Linked DNA regions of Homo sapiens: region 1 is linked to region 2. Evidence: read pairs that join two places in POLR2A ChIA-PET (ENCODE). Cell type or tissue: endothelial cell of umbilical vein. All regions are shown on one strand. Each heading gives the region's core, and the rest is flanking DNA. Links, peaks and the distances in the headings are about the cores only. Region 1 has its middle 14 kb from the start of PARVA. Region 2 overlaps PARVA (parvin alpha).

What was found. ChIA-PET counts read pairs that join two places held together with the same protein. Peaks named below come from ENCODE experiments on the same cell type or tissue, not always from the same donor. Only the 100,000 strongest peaks of a DNase experiment are listed, where the experiment ranks them.
Region 1: POLR2A ChIA-PET joins it to region 2 with 5 read pairs; 3 of 35 experiments call an interaction of 5 or more read pairs at or near these places.

Annotation. Positions count from the first base shown.
Region 1 is chr11:12,359,863-12,368,200 of GRCh38, reverse strand. It overlaps a transcript of MICAL2 not described here. Among named protein-coding and RNA genes, the nearest start is that of PARVA, 14 kb to the left of the region's middle. RefSeq lists enhancers at 1,665-1,959, 1,423-1,995. In endothelial cell of umbilical vein, for the core only: no CTCF peak of the experiment used is centred there; no DNase peak of the experiment used is centred there; H3K27me3 peaks cover 1,382 bases.
Region 2 is chr11:12,505,155-12,513,492 of GRCh38, reverse strand. It overlaps PARVA (parvin alpha), which reads right to left. Exons shown (of 13, transcript NM_018222.5): 7 at 4,851-4,909; 8 at 1,960-1,979; 9 at 133-194. Among named protein-coding and RNA genes, the nearest start is that of PARVA, 130 kb to the right of the region's middle. In endothelial cell of umbilical vein, for the core only: no CTCF peak of the experiment used is centred there; a DNase peak (open chromatin) is centred at 4,872; H3K27ac peaks cover 262 bases.

The DNA.
Region 1 (8,338 bases), core at 221-8,220, 150 kb after region 2:
AGATGGGTCTCCTGAATACAGCACATTGATGGGTCTTGACTCTTTATCCAATTTGCCAGTCTGTCTTTTAATTGAGGCAGTTAGCCCACTTACATGTAAGATTAATATTGTTATATTTGAATTTGATCTTGTAATTATGATGTTAGCTGGTTATTTTGCCCATTAATTGATGCAGTTTCTTTGTAGTGTCAATGGTCTTTACCATTTGGGATGTTTTTGCAGTGGCTGGTACCGATTGTTTCTTTGCATGTTTAGTGCTTCCTTCAGGAGCTCTTATAAGGCAGGCTTGGTGGTGACAAAAATCTCTCAGCATTTGCTTGTCTGTAAAGGGTTTTATTTCTCCTTCACTTATGAAGCTTAGTTTGGCTGGATATGAGATTCTGGGTTGAAAATTCTTTTCTTTAAGAATGTTGAATATTGGCCCCTACTCTCTTCTGGCTTGTAGTGTTCCTGCCGAGAGATCTGCTGTTAGTCTGATTGGCCTCCCTTTGTGGGTAACCTGACCTTTCTCTCTGGCTGCCCTTAACATTTTTTCCTTCAATTCAACCTTGGTGAATCTGACAATTATGTGTCTTGGGGTTGCTCTTCTCGAGGAGTATCTTTGTGGTATTCTCTGCATTTCCTGAATTTGAATGTTGGCCTGCCTTGCTAGGTTAGGGAAGTTCTCCTGGATAATATCCTGAAGAATGTTTTCTAACTTGGTTCCATTCTCCCCATCACTTTCTGGTACACCAATCAAACGTATATTTGGTCTATTCAAATATTCCCATATTTCTTGGAGGCTTTGTTTGTTTCTTTTCACTCTTTTCTCTCTAATCTTGTCTTTTTGCTTTATTTCATTAATTTGATCTTCAATCACCGATATCCTTTCTTCCACTTAATCGAATTGGCTATCGAAGCTTGTGCAGGCATCATGAAGTTCTTGTGCCATGGTTTTCAGCTCCATCAGGTCATTTAAGGTCTTCTCTACACTGTTTACTCTAGTTAGTCATTTGTCTAACCTTTTTTCAAGGTTTTTAGCTTCCTTGCGATGGTTTGGAATATGCTCCTTTAGCTCGGAGAAGTTTGTTATTACCGACCTTCTGAGGCCTACTTCTGTCAACTCATCAAACTCATTCTCTGTCCAGTTTTGTTCTGCTGCTGGCGAGGAGCTGTGATCATTTGGAGGAGAAGAGGCACTCTGTTTTTTGGAATTCTCAGCTTTTCTGCTCTGGCTTCTCCCCATCTTTGTGGTTTTTGATCTTTGATGTTGGTGACCTACAGATGGGGTTTTGGTGTGGATGTCCTTTTTGTTGATATTGATGCTATTCCTTTCTGTTTGTTAGTTTTCTAACAGTCAGACCCCTCAGCTGCAGGTCTGTTGGAGTTTGCTGGAGGTCCACTCCAGATGCTGTTCGCCTGGGTATCACCAGCGGAAGCTGCAGAACAGCAAGTATTGCTACCTGATCCTTCCTCTGGAAGCTTCATCCCAGAGGGGCACCCGCCTGATTGAGGTGTCTGTTGGCCCCTACTGGGAGATGTTTCCCAGTCAGGCTACACGGGGGTCAGGAACCCACTTGAGGAGGCAGTCTGTCCGTTCTCGAAACTCGAACACCATGCTGAGAGAACCACTGCCCTCTTCAGAACTGTCAGACTGGGATGTTTAAGTCTGCAGAAGCTGTCTGCTGCCTTTTGTTCTATTATGCCCTGCCCCAGAGGTGGAATCTACAGAGGCAGTAGGCCTTGCTGAGCCGCAGTGGGCTCCACCCAATTCGTGCTTCCTGGCCTCTTTGTTTACACTGTGAGCTACTCAAGCCTCAGCAGTGGCAGTCGCCCCTCCCCCCGCCAATCTGCAGCATCGCAGGTCGATCTCAGACTGCTGTGCTAGCAGTGAGCAAGGCTCCGTGGGCGTGGGACCCACTAAGCCAGGCATGGGAGGGTATCTCCTGGTCTGCCAGTTGCTAAGACTGTGGAGAAAGCGCAGTATTTGGTCAGGAGTGTACAGTTTCTCCAGGTACAGTCTGCCATGGCTTCCCTTGGCTAGGAAAGGGAAGTCCCCTGACCCCTTGCACTTCCTGGGTGAGGCGATGCCCTGCCCTGCTTCAGCTCGCCCTCCATGGGCTGCATCCACTGTCCAACCAGTCCCAATGAGAGGAACCAGATACCTCAGTTTGAAATGCAAGAATCACCTGTCTTCTGTATCGATCTCGCTAGGAGCTGCAAACCGGAGCTGTTCTTATTTGGCCATCTTAAAAGCGCCCTTTTTTCTTTTTTTTTTTTTAGACTGAGTCTCACTCTGTTGCCCAGGCTGGAGTGCAGTGGCATGATCTTGGCTCACTGCAAACTCTGCCTCCTGGGTTCAAGCAATTCTCCTGCTTCAGCCTCCTGAGTAGCTGGGATTACAGGCGCATGCCACCAAGTCTGGCTAATTTTTGTATTTTTAGTAGAGACAGGGTTTCACCATGTTGGTCAGGCTGGTCTCAAACTCCTGACTTCGTTATCTGCCTGCCTTGGCCTCCCAAAATGCTGGGATTACCAGCATGAGCCACTGGGCCCGGCCAAGCTATTAGTATGTCATTTGAGACTCATACATGATATTATCATCACCACCATTTTATGGACAAGTAATTCAAAACCCAGAATTTAAATTATGGGCTAGAGATCACATGTAGCCAATAATTGAGAGACTAATATTAGCAAACCGAATCCAGCAGCACATCAAAAAGCTTATCCACCATGAGAAAAATTATTAATAGTTGATCCAAACAAGAGGAAATACTGAAGTGAATGGCAGAAGGAAAATCATCCCAAGTGAGGGTAAGTATATGGGTAAGCATAAAAGCCTATTCGCTATACACAACAACATAAATAATACAGGATTTAAAAACTAAATCAAAATAAAATACACAAAAGCAGAAGCATTCAAATCGGGAAGTGAATAAATGGAGTTAAGTGTTTTAAGATCCAGGCATTGTCTGGGAAGAAGTAAAAGTAGCAAGTTCTATTGGACTCTGATAAATCAAGGATCATGTTGTAATCTCTAGGGTAACCATTAAAGGAATAATAAAATAGTAACTATAAGTACCAAGATAATGGAACGAAAATTGGAGTCTAGGTGCTCCATTCAGATTTCATAAATTACATGTGATCTGTATCTGTCATATAGAAGGAAGCTTTTCTTTTGTATTCTGTTATCTATTTATTTTACTGGGTTGCTTTTTATTGAATAGCTTAAAAACCCAGGATAGAGGTAAACCAATCATATCAAAGCAAATTAAGGCAAAATTCAAGCCCAAAGTGGCTTTCACTAGGAAAAGATATTCTTCCTAAATGTGAAGGCCATCTGTTATGGGTTGAATTTTGTCCCCTAAAAAAGATACGTTGAAGGTGTAACACCCAGTACTTCAGAATGGGATCCTGGAAGTAGGGTCATTGCCAATGTAATTAGTTGCTAAAAATTGTATTTAGGTCATACTGGAATATGGTGGGCACCTAATCCAATGAGACTTGTATCTTTATGGGAAGAAGAAAATTTGGACACAGATATGCACAGAGGGAATGTGATGCAAAGATACAGGAAGAAGATGGCCATTGGAGTGATGCAGCCACATGCCAAGGGATGCCTGGGACTTCCAGAAGGTGGAGGAGGCGACAAAGAATCCTCCCCTAGAGTCTCAGAGGGAACATGGCTCAGCAGACACCTTAACTTTGGATTTCTAGCCTCCAGGACTGGGAGATAATAAATTTCTGCTGTTTTAAACCTGCTGTACTTTGTAACAGCAGCCCTAGGAGACTCTCACTCTTCCAGATCACACTGACCTCGGAAAGCATTGGGGAGAGGAAAATCAAGAACTTGGTGTCATCTCAGTGGCCTGGGACATGAACCACATACCATCTAAGGGACAAAATGGCATCCCCTGCAGATCAAGATGAGGGTTTTACAAAAGCTCTGGATCCCAACCAATAGTCAGAGTTATTTGACTGCAGCAAAGCAGGAGGGGGAAGAGAGAAGCCAGCCAGAGCCTCTTGAGGATCTCTTTGATCACTGCAAGCAAGATGTGCTCTTAGGATGAAAGGAATGCGTGAGAAATGAAATGTCTGTGGAGTGGGGGTCTTAAGGGACAAGCCTCATTGCATGTCCCCCTTGGGAACTCTGGAATATTAGTGGTGGCCTTTGAAGGTCAGCCTGCCGGTGAGCATGTCCTCCAGGAATTCTACCTGTCTGGGTGAAGGCTGTCCAGGTGGCAGGGATGGAGTGGGAGAATAGGAATTCTCTTGGTGGGCAGGGAAGTCACAGGACAGGAGGAAGTTGGACAACCTCAGCCTTAGTTGGTAACATGGTAGACTGAGGGCAGGGCTGTTTTTGAGGACCACACAGGATGATGCCACTCAAATCGCCTCTGATTCAGCCATGGGGGAATGAGTCCAAAGTTCTTTGAGACAGATGACCTGCTCACCTACCCTTCAGGGGTAATAATGAACTACAGACAGTGGTGGAGAGATTTTCTCACCTCAGCATGATAGCTGAGGGCCAGCTGCAGAAGTGAAGCCCTAAAATCAGTAGTTCCTCCTTGGGTAATCAAACAGAGGAATGAATAACACACAGGTAAACAAGAGCACAGCAATGCTTTTAAGGGCAGAAAGCAGCAGGTGTGAGCCAATGCAGACTCAGCCAGGCAAGGGGGAATACCTGGGGCCCCAGTGATTGTACTGGTGTGTGGTCCATGTCCCAGGCCACTGAGATTATACCCATGGTCTTGATTTTCCTCTCCCCAATTCTTTCCTAGGTCAGTGTGATCTGGAGGAGTGAGAGACCCCGCTTCCATCTTTCTTGGGGGGAGATATTATAGCTATTCATACGTTGGATGTTTCCTCTTAGGGAGGAAGGTTAGAAGTATTATGTCTAACAATGAAATGGAACCAAATCACCAAGGCCAGATGTTGTCTGCTGGAAACACTAAAGGGTATACTTGAAGGAGTATTGGCCAAAGAGCTGTGCAAGGGGCTGGACATCTGGTCAGCAGAGGGCAGTCCAAAGAGATGGTCCCCAAAGAGATTCCACGAGCACTCTAGTGAGTCAGATGAAATCAGAGAGGTGACAGAGTTCTGGGGAGTGAGTTTCCTGGCCTAGTTCACCTGGTAGGTGAGAAGAGCTGAGTTCACAGTAGCTGTTACCATTATCAGGGTCAGAGGGGCTGGGGGAAGGGTGCTGTGATGTTTGGTTTTGCTTTCTTTTATTTCTAAGTGAACTGGGAGAGGGAGTGAGCATGAAATTAGAAAGTGTGCCCTGAAGGCTCAGAGACGGTGAGTTGCAGCAATGGCTGAGAGTCTGCAGCTCTGTGAGTATGAGGATGTCAGCTGAGCCCCAAGGAAAAACTTGCAAAGTGCCATCAGAGGTGGCTGTTGCTTGGAGCTCTTCACTCCCCACATTAGTGCTGGTAAAACAGGAGCTCTCATCTGCAGTTATGTATATTTGTTGTTGATGCTCAATGGAAAAATAAATCCTTTCAAATATTTGATCAGCAGACAAAAGCTTTCAAACAAATGGGGCACCTTCGTGTGGAATGATGGGAGCTCCTGGGACTCATGGGTTGATTACTGTGATGTGGCAATTCTGGTGTACCCTGCACTCATAGTTTAAGAATATGCATGTGCTGGGGTTAAGAAAAGAGGTAATAAGAACAAACTAAAAGAATGTGACTTGAAGGAAGAGGCTAGATCTGCGCAGAAGGAAACGTTCCTGTTGAGCGAATTAAATACAAAACCAGGTGAGAGAAAGGTGAGAGAAAGGGAGGGGCTGGGACTACCATAAGCCTCATCCCTCCCCTTCCCCAGCCTTGAAAACAGCTTTCTTTGTTGAAGGAATACACCTGAGGTGAGCCTTCTTCGCTTCTCCTCCCATTCAAATCCAATTTGCTGGTCAGGTAAGTCCTTCTAGATGCCCCATGGTAATAAAATCTCCCAGGTTAATTAACAGACTCCCACACAAAATCAAAGCCTTGCCCAGGCTCTTTCACTGAGAACAAATAAATGAAATGGATGCTGCCCTCAGAGGTGCCAGACCAAGCCCACATGAAAATGTTTTGATTCCTGAGACACAAAACCATTTATTTTTGGTTCATTTCAGTATCTATAGCAGTGCACAAATAACACATTTCCATCCACATGAATAGTTCCCAATTGTTGGAGCAAATTAATCTTTTACAAGCTACTCAGCAGTGAGGTTAGAAGATAAACAGTAGATGAAATCGTACACTTTCCCCTGTATGTGAACTTTCTTATTACAATAAACTCCTACATTTGAGCTCACCACATCCAATGACTGCCCCTCTCTGTTCATGTGGCGGCCCCGGCTGCCCCCTGCCACCTCTGCCCTGCTGAGGTAGTTCTCTGATCAGCCACCTGGGTGGGGCATGCTGCCATTTTCAGTTTGGAAGGAAAAGCCTGTAAATCTGCTTCCTGGGAAGAGAGACACTGCTGAATTGTCATTTGCCTCCAGAATGCAGAAAACATCAATTTCATTGCAGCTCATCAGGGTTGGAAACACCTGCCACTTCCTTTCTCGGTTGCAATTAACATGGTGCATCTTGGCATTGATTGATTCCAAGCAGCCTAACACTGCCAAAGTCAAGGTTTAAATGAACAGTACAACCTGAGATGATTTTTCACAGTTTTAGAAATACAAACTTATTTTTACTGCCCAAGAAGCCCTGTGATAGTGGGGGATATTCTTTATGCTTGAGATAAACGTGAGTAGAATAGGTTGATGCTTATAATAAAAATAGCTTTTCATCTTTGTATTTGGGGATGGTACCTATTTCTTGATCTTTGTATTTATTTGGAGGTGGAGTTAAGGACTAATATTCTTTCTGTATCTCAGCATCTGGCACAGGGCTGCAGAACCCCATGGGCATTCAGAGGATGTTAAATAAATAGACCAATAAATCAATGGTTTGGGAGAGCAAGCTTAAGAAATGTCCTCTTGGCCCAACTTAGGTACAATTCTGACCTTATAACTATCATAAACACTTTGATTTAACTTAGAAGCTGTGTGAGACTGACTGTGAAATATGACCTGAGGCTGGGCTTTCTGTCCCATTCAGAGTCCTATATAGTTTGGCCTTGATCACATTCACTAGTGCCCTTTTATGGGGCACTGCAGACTCTGTGTGTTTTCATCATAATCCTACTCATATTGCATACAAAGAAACTGTCTTCAAAATGTATAGTATTTTACATTTTGAGAGTCTTAGAATGCTCTCTCTTGTAAATAAGGAATGGAATCATTTTAGATAGTTCAACAGACACAATATTTGTGTCCATTGGAAATGTTGAAATGGTTTTTATGTACTAGTGAAACAGAAAGGCCAGTGTATATAGAAAACTGTTAAGGATGAAGTTTACGTTTTAACTTGGCCAGATAAAACTGAGCCATAAACCACAGAGCACAGCCTGTGAAAGCAAGTGAACAAATTGCTTCTCTCATCTATTAACAGAATACTAGGGGCCAAACCACCTTCTCTCTTGGCCCTCTTGGGAGATTCATCCTTTAGGATGGAAATATAACAAATTAAAATAAGTGGCAATTAATTCTTTTGCACAATAACAACTCAAACATGACACGCTTGAACATCATCTGTTAAGTGTATGCAGGCATCAAAGGATGCACTTTTATGCAACTGACAGAAAAGACTGGGGCCTGAATATTGCTGCATATTCTAGAATGAAAACTGAAGTTATAAATCTTTTTCTTATAATGAGTTGATATTCTTGTGCATCCATAATCTTACCTCTAAATGCCTGATAGCTGAAATCTTTAATACTATACAACTCACTGCCCCAAACATCTGGGTTATTTGTATATTAAATAGCTTATGTACCAATTTCTTAGTGCTAATAGGTCTTCTCCAAATTATAACACCTGAAAACCTGAATTATGAGGAAATGATATTATCAATTCTCACCAATACACAAATAAATAAAAATAGATAAATATCCAGAAGTGGTACAGTTTTCATAGGTAGGCAGGTAGGTAGGTGCCTCCTCATATTGCCTAATAATAGAATTCAGGCCCTGGAAGACCTGATTCTTATTTTTTTTTTAAAAAAAAAAAGGAAGGAAGGAAAGAAAAGGAAAAAGAACTGCAACCTTTGGAACTTGCTATAACATAGAAAGATTGTGCTTAAATGTAACCCAAAGCATTGGCTGACTCAGAGGAAATCCAGTTATACATCTAATTTCTGGCTTGTGAGCTGGCCAGATTGGTGCGTGCAGAGAGCGTCTCTGACAGAAGTGGTTTATGGATTGATTTGAGAGAAATTTGGTCTCCAGTCAGAGCCAACTGTTGCAGAGCACCTTT
Region 2 (8,338 bases), core at 152-8,151:
AAGCCCTGTGTGTGCAGAGGTTAGGTGATGCCACCAGTTCTGGCAGGAAGCTCGCAAGCTGCAGGGATGGGTTTTCCCAATGTTCTGTTGCATCTCGCTTCCCTCTGTCCATCCCAGGCACCCCTTTCCCACCTTTTTCACCACATTCAGCTTGTCTGGGGCATGGTCGAACAAGGTGTCAAAGGCATCACGTTCTGAAAAAGAGGGAAACACAATGTGGAGCACAAGAGCTGATCCCTGGCAGGGAAGCCCACCTTGGGTCCCAGAGCCACGCGCCTCTCAAGGTCACAAGGTCAACTACCGATGGGAAGCCTCTGGGGTATAGACTGTGCCGGGAACTCTGGAATGTGATTTGGGGCTAAGATTTGGGGTGATTCTCACCCTGGGAGCCTGTGTCTGTGTCCGTGCATGTGTACATTATTGGATTGGGGCAGGCTCAGGGCTCTTTTAGGTAGTGTGACCCGGGATTAGTCATTTCCCTTCATTGTATTCCATTATATCCTAACGTAGCTATTGTTCAGGTGTTTCTGAACCTCTGTAGAGGGAGAATGTTATCCAAATATTAAATAATTTCACCCCCCAATTTTCAAAAACAGGAGACCCATGACAAACAAGCTGGCAGAGGGCACAGAGAAGAGGGCTGGGAGCCAGGGAGCTCCAGGATGGGATATGAGCTCTTCCTCTTAAGTGATCTAGGCCACTTCAACTCTTTGTGCCTTAGTTTCCTCTTCTATAAAATGTCATTTTAAAAATAACCCTCCCTCAGGTTTGTCATGAGGATGAAGTGTGAGAACAAGCATGTGCGTGCTCTGTAAACTCTGACATGTTCTCCTGAAGTGAATAATTTTTAGCATGATTGAAATATTTCAAAATATTACCCACAGTAAATATCAGGATCATAGAAAATAGCAAAGCCATGCTCCCTGCAGGGATTCTCCTTGCTGCAGCCTCCGTGTTCTCAGAACTGAGAGGTGACACAGTGGAAGGGATCTGACTCAGGAAAGGAGAAGGGTCTCCAAGGTGAACCTGGGGCTGGGAGGGTGCGAGGCCCTGAGGCCTGCCTTTTCCAACTCTGGCACCAGTGGGTAAATCTGAGACTACCAGGAAGGGGATGGTGATCCCTAACATTCATGGACTTCATAAACAAACAAACCCAGTCGTGATAAATGGAAGAGATAAGAGCTGTGATGAGGGAAGAAAGAGAAGACAGTCTCTAGAAGGACAGAGTGGGGACAGGGGACAGTCCTTGTGTTCATGCATGTCTTCCTTTATTTCCACGAGACAATTAGAGCAGAACTGCCCTGAAAATGCCCAGGACCCATCCAGACACCTCGGGCAAGCTAATGAATCTTTCTGGGCTACAGGTCTCTCATCTCTAAAATGAGGATAATTACAGTAAATATTTCAGTGGGATGTTATGAGCATTAGATGATTTAATACCTAGAAATATTTTAGCATACTTCCTAGGACATAGTAAATGCTCAAAACGTTTTTTTCTGAGGACACTTTTGGTTCTTTTTGATTGTTGTTTATCCATCTGCACACCTATCACCCACTAAATAAGCACTTGCAAGTAGTGCACTGGCAAGAATAATAAACTCGGAGTTAAGTGCTGGATAAACCAAGATCATAATCTCCTCCTTCACCCTTGGGCTGTGGGGTCCCAGGGGGTGTAATCGTGGCTTCATGTGTTTACTGTGAACATCAATAGCTACAAAAGTGCTTTGTAAATGGCAAGGTCAATGATGGCCTGATAACTTTCAAGACAACTGTGCAGGTGTAGGTAGTCTTCTTCCCGCCAGTAAGCTGTCCCTCCCAACCCAATTGGCCATGTCACCCAGGCTGGTGAAGACGTATATCCAGGTGACAAGCTGAGAGCCTGTTCCTCCCAGCTGCTGCGGAATTAACTAAAGCCCCAGTGCAGCCACCAGTGCCAGAGGACAATCTTATGTGACTTACCATGCCTCCCGGAAAGAGCCCTGGAGGAAAAAGAGAAAGAAAATAGTGTGACTCTTCTCTTGTCCCTTATAAGAGGCCAGTCCTCTGAAAGGACACTCCATCACTGCTGGAAGCCCACCCCATGCTGCCTGCCACCCACCTGCCCTTGGTTGAGGAGCTCAAAAAGCCTCCTTCCATTGGCATTTTATTCTGCACGGCCTCCAATTATTGAGACTTTACCACATTACCACCCATTTTCCCCCCAGTTACACCCATATAGTGGTGTAATGCAAAGCCTGGCATAGTGATGCCTAAAGGATCACTTTTTGCCTTAAATAAAGTCATATTATTGCCTGCAGTTAAAGAATATTGGACTCAGGGGCTGAAGATTTCCAACCAGAAAATCTTAGAATTCTTACGAGTGAGCTCAAGCAACCCCTCAATGCAGAATTTTACTGCCTAGGTTGCTGTGGGCAGGTCAGCTTTGTCTCTCTCCTGTCCACCCTGTAGTACCCACCAAGATGTACCTGCCATTGACCCAGGGTAGGTTTTCTCAAAGAGTGCAGGAACTGGAACCACACTCATAGCAGAGAAGCAGCATAGTATCAAGAGCACAAGCTTTAAAGACACATCATTGAGGTTTAAATTGCACTGAGTGATTTTTTTGCTGTGTGACTGATATGGTTTGGCTGTGTCCCTCCCCAAATCTCAACTTGAACTGTATCTCCCAGAATTCCTACGTGTTGTGGGAGGGACCCAGGGGGAGGTAATTGAATCATGGGGACTGGTCTTTCCCATACTATTCTCATGATAATGAATAATTCTCATGAGATCCCATGGGTTTATCAGGATTTCCTCTTTTGCTTCTTCCTCATTTTCTCTGCCACCACCATGTAAGAAGAGCCTTTTGCCTCCTGCCATGATTCTGAGGCCTCCCCGGCCATGTGGAACTGTAAGTCCAGTTAAACCATTTTTCACCATTTTTCATTCCCAGTTTTGGGTATGTCTTTATCAGAAGTGTGGAAAAAAAACTCATACAGTGACTTTGGGCAAGCTAATGAACCTTTCTGGGCACCAGGTCTCTCATCTCTAAAATGAAGATAATTATGGTAAATACTTAAATCAGATGTTGTGATTATTAAATGATTTAATATCTAGAAATATTTTAGCATAATTCCTAGTATGTAGTAAATGCTCAAAACACTTTTTTCCAAATACACTTTTGGTTCTCATAATGATTATTATATTGGTTTATCCATCAGCACACCTGTCACCCACTAAGTGAGCACTTGCAAGTAGTGCACTGGAAAGAATAATGAACTTGGAGTTAAGTGCTGGATAAACCAAGGGCACAGTCTCCTTCCTCACCCTTGGGCTGTGGGGTTTTAGGGGGTGTAATCATGGCTTCATGTGTTTACTATCAATATCAATAGATAGGAAAGTGTCCCATAAATTGTACTGTGTTGTCATTATTAGGACATTGCATCCATGTTTATGTCTTTGTGGCAGAGAGAGGGACCATAGAAAGCATAACATGCATCCGAGAGATTGTTCAATAATCTGAAACTTCACACTCCCTGGTTTGGGAGTTTCTCCCAGGCCATGCTCCTCTCTGCTCTGTCGTCTTCTTTCCCAGAGGTGAAATAGTGGGCACAGGCAAGCCCAGCATAGGGGAGGGGTGGTGGGCGGTGGGACAGTGAGGAATTCTCCTTTCCCAACAGGCCTGGCTCCTCCCATCCCTCACAGAACCAAGGCCAAGGTGTGCCCTATAGATCAGTTGACCCTTCAGCTACCAAGACTGGCCTCTGAGGTGATACAGAGGCTGCTTGATGGGGTCTCTATAGGCCATAAACAGGGCATCTTGGGAAAGGCCACTTTACATCTCTGGCCCCTAGTCTCGGCCTGGAATGCCCACGCCCCTTAGTCCTTGTTAAGCCATGTACACAATGTGATCTAGACGGGCAGTGCCCCAGACTCCTGTCAGTCATGGCTGGGCAGAGGGCAGGAACCTCCTAGAGACTGGATGGGCTTGGCAGGTACGGGTCAGCTGTGCTGGAGAAAAGATGGAACAGCAGCTACAGAGGGCAAGGGAACGAAGTCACAGCTGTGACCACAGTAAATCTTTCCTACCTCTCTGGGTGGGGCAACTGAGGTCAGAGAGGTTAAGGGACTCACCTGGTGAGTAAGTGGCAGAGCCTGTATTTGAACTCAAGTTGGGTTGGCTTAGCAGCCTCTGCTCTTTGCACTATGCTGCTCTTGTTCAAGGGGGACTCAGAGAAAAGTCTGGGGAGCAGGGAATGCTGAAAGCTAACTGCCTGACTTTGCATGGGGCCAGGGTGCAGTTCTCGGGATCACAAACTCACCCCACACTATGAATTTTTTTTCTGCTTGAGGAGAAAACTCCTGTTCCCCATGGCAAAATTTTGATAGGTTCTGATATCCCAATTTCTAAAAATAAATGAAAAAAAAAAAAAAAAAACCACCCCAAACCAAAAGACAAATCTAAGGTAGAGAGGCTTTCTGGGTCATGGCACATGCCCAAATCAGATTCAGAAAAGGAAGAAAAACGTCCTTTTGAAGGTTAACAATTTAAATTCAACCCAGTGTTTATGGCATGACGATTTCATGCTGGGTTGGCTTTTTTTGGGCACACTTTTTCCTGGAGTGGCACAAAATTAGAAGTTTTCAATCACTGCTAATTCCGTCTCCCTACTTCCCCACCCAAGTTTGTACCTTAAGCATTGAGAGGCATGTTTTGAATGCATGGAAAAGGCTAAACTATAATCATTGGCTGAAGTCTAATCCCTCCTGCAATCCCAATAAATGAAAACTAAATATCAGCAAATGGATGAATTTCAGAGAAACATCTGTGTTCCATTACAGAATCGCTGGCAACAATGGTGTTGACATACTCTGTGTTACCAGTTATTTCCTCTTGGATTTGCCGAGACTGGAGGATTCCTTCTCGTTTCTGAAATGGGGGTGGGGAAAGGGGTTGGGAGGAGAAGAGAAAACTATGCTTTAGAAAAATACAGAAACACTGATGAGCATTCCTGATAATGAGAAAGTTACTGGTGTTTAAGAAATGCACCCAAGATAAGATAATGCTGGAAGTGAAAGGAGGTCCTGATTTTCAGGGACTGGACTGAACCATTAGGACGCAAGTGCAATTAGTGTTTAGTCCAAACAAGTAGGCTGTTTCTTGGATGGTGAATCTTTCCTTTCTTTATTGGAAGACATGCTGCTGGAAGCAAACTGTTTGCCTCCTGGAGTAATCCACAATAAACCAAATGGAAATGAAGGCCAGGGTGTGTCTGCCCTCCAGCTGGGGCCACAGAGGGAAGCTGAGAAACACATTTAACTGGGGGGCTGGGTGGAGGAACTGAGGCCAACTAGGAATTCAGACAAGAGGCAGAGGGTTTTTTTTTTTGGTTTTTTTTTTTTTTTTTTTTTTTAACTGATAAATATGGGAGCTTTTAAATAAGTAGTAAGTCCTCACTCAGGTAACTAGCTTATTCTCTGAGAAAAGGTTAAGCATGTTAGAAACTCGTCCGTCCGTCCGTCCATCCATCCATCCATCCATCTGTCCACACTTCTCCCATCAACTTATCCTCTTTCTTGTTTATTTCATTAATCAGTGCCCTCTATGTACAAGGCCCTGTGCTGGAGTTAGAACAAATACTATGGAGTATATGATATAGTTTCTGCCCTTGAGGAGCTAAAGTCAATCGGGATAGAAGAAGTAGACACCTGAGAATGGTTTCCCCAAAACAGTCCTGGTTTATCCCTGATGTCCCAGCATATTAGTAAGATTCCCTTTCATCTCAAAAGTGTTATGAATAATAGATTACGTGGTCACCCTCGGCAGAAAGTGCTGAATGCAGGCCAGGAGCAAGCACTTTTAGCTAGAATGGTCAGAGAAACCTTCCAAGGGGAGGGGGCCCTGGAGCTGGACACTGAGAAGGGGTTATTTCAATGGGAGGAATGGCCCCAGCCAAGAGGCAGAGGCAGGACGCACAAATGTGTTCCAGAGGCCATCCAGGGGAGGGCAGCTGCCATCAGTCAGGGGGCAGCTCTGAGTGCCAGTTTGGAGGGTTTAAAAAGCACTGTGTGGGCATGGGAGCTGACGAAGGAGGTAATGTTGGGGTGCAGGAAGACTTTCTGATGGGTGTGAGGAGGGAGATTCATTCTACTACGTCCCTCCACCACCAGCACCAGACACCTGGAGGATGCTGTGACATAGCAAGCGATTGACCAAGCAAATGCATCTTCCCCAAGGCTGAGATGAGCGTGAAGAAGGAAGGAGCCTCTGAACTTGGGTGGCTCATCTGAGCCCTGCCTTCTCGAGCCTCCTGCCCAAAGTTCCACAGAACCCAGAGTCCTTGCAAAATACTTTTACAGAAGAAAGGAAGAACTGGATAAGACCAAGAGTCTATCTGGCTTAGATTAAGAATGGACTAATCAAAACAAAAAAGGAGGTAAAAGAAAAAAAAAAATCTATCATTTAAAGAGGACCAGGTGAAGATAAATCAGGACTTCTTTCCACATGCAGTTTCAACACAGGCTGTGTTTTCATGTGGGGTTAATGGAATCTGTGTCCTTGTCCTGCATGGCCATTCATAGACGTAAAACCTCATCTCCAACTTTCTGCAAAATTAAATGCTTCTGCATAGAATGGAAAAGAAATCTGGGTTCAATAACCCCTCACACAGCATCCTGATTCACCTCCACCCATTATTTGTTCCCTAAAGAGTTCTCCCTGTGGTTCAGTCTGTGACTCACCACCAATTCTGAGTCTTGCTTCTGTGCCTGTTCAACTTGATAAAGCAAAAACACCCCATAAAACCTGATGTGCATTAATGCCATTTTATGGAACATGTCCTCTTTTCTCCCTCATGCTAACAAAACAGCCTACAGGAGAAATTAAACTGACAACAGGCTTCTGATGGCCTATAATTGAGCTCAAAATAAGGCAGGAGACACAGGCTTGCAATGACCACTGTTTCAAAATAGAAGCCCCCTCTCTCCTGCTCACATTTTCAGTCATCATTCAGTCTGTAGTAATTCCAGCAGGCAGATTTTATTATTTCTGTTAGAGGGCTGTTTATTCTAGCTGATAAGAAAAGTCTTAAGATGTTCAACAAATTCATGCACAAAGAACTGGACTGGATTTGTCACAAAAGAGAAGATAAAGAAGGGCAATTTACATAAAAGTATTTATCTCCTCTAGTGATAAGAGAGCTATTATAAATGAATATAACAGCAGTATGTTTACTTATGAAAATAATTTTTAAAAATTTCAATGTTAGTGATATGTGGTCACTTTTAAAGTACTCTTTCATGAACTGTTTCAGGAACCATGATTAAAAAAAAACAGACTATATTTTCCAGAGCAGTCTGAGGTTCACAGCAAAATTGAGAGGAAGGTACAGACATTTCCAGAGATTTCCTATATATTCCCTGCCCTGACACATACTTGTCCTCACCCACTTTCAATATCCTACACCAGAATGATACACTTTTAACAACCGATGAGCTTATAATTGATACTGTCACTATCACCCAAAGTCTATAACTGACATTAGGGTTCACTCTTGGTGCTGTCCATTCTATGGATTTTGACAAATGTATAGTGACATGTACCTAAAAATCCTCTGTGCTCCCACCTATGGGGACGATGTCCACCTATTCATCTCTGCCTCCCTAATTGTAGTTTTTAAAAACATAAAGAATTGCATTCACACATCATTGATTGGTAAAAATAACATGACAGAGATGACCTGGACTCACTAGGAAGATGCTTGAACCAGAGTAGTCTGAGTTGGCCACATATCCATAGCAGACATAAAATGCTTAGTGCCATGTTTGAGACAAGTGAAGAGCTCAATAACGAGGACATTTAGGACCTTTTGGCCAGTGGCACTCGGTATCTGAGCCACACACATTCCCATTTCCTATGAGCCCTCTCTGCTTCTTACTTGTAGTCCTATCTCCTCAGCAGGCAGGGCCGAGGTGTCATATTCCTGTTATACCTTCTTAATGCTTAGTGGAGTTAAGTACCCAGAGGTGTGGAATAAATAGTTTTTCACTGGGGGACAACTGATCAGTTGATTAGGAGGACCATTTCCTTGTCTCCTCCTGTTGACAGCTGATCCTTGGAAGTTCAACTCAAAGTCCTTTTGTCTTGGAAACTGGCCTGGTCTGACAGGGCAAAGTCTACCAGCCCTCAAGGCTTTTTCTTATCAAGGGATGGCAGAGCCACTGTTATCATTCCCTATTCCAGAGCCTGGATCGCCAGGGAGCTGCTTAGATGGAGAGCTCTCCTTTGCTGCATGTTTATTTGGAAAAGAACAGGAACAAGCAAACAAAAGGATGACCTTTTGCTAAATGGGTATAAAGT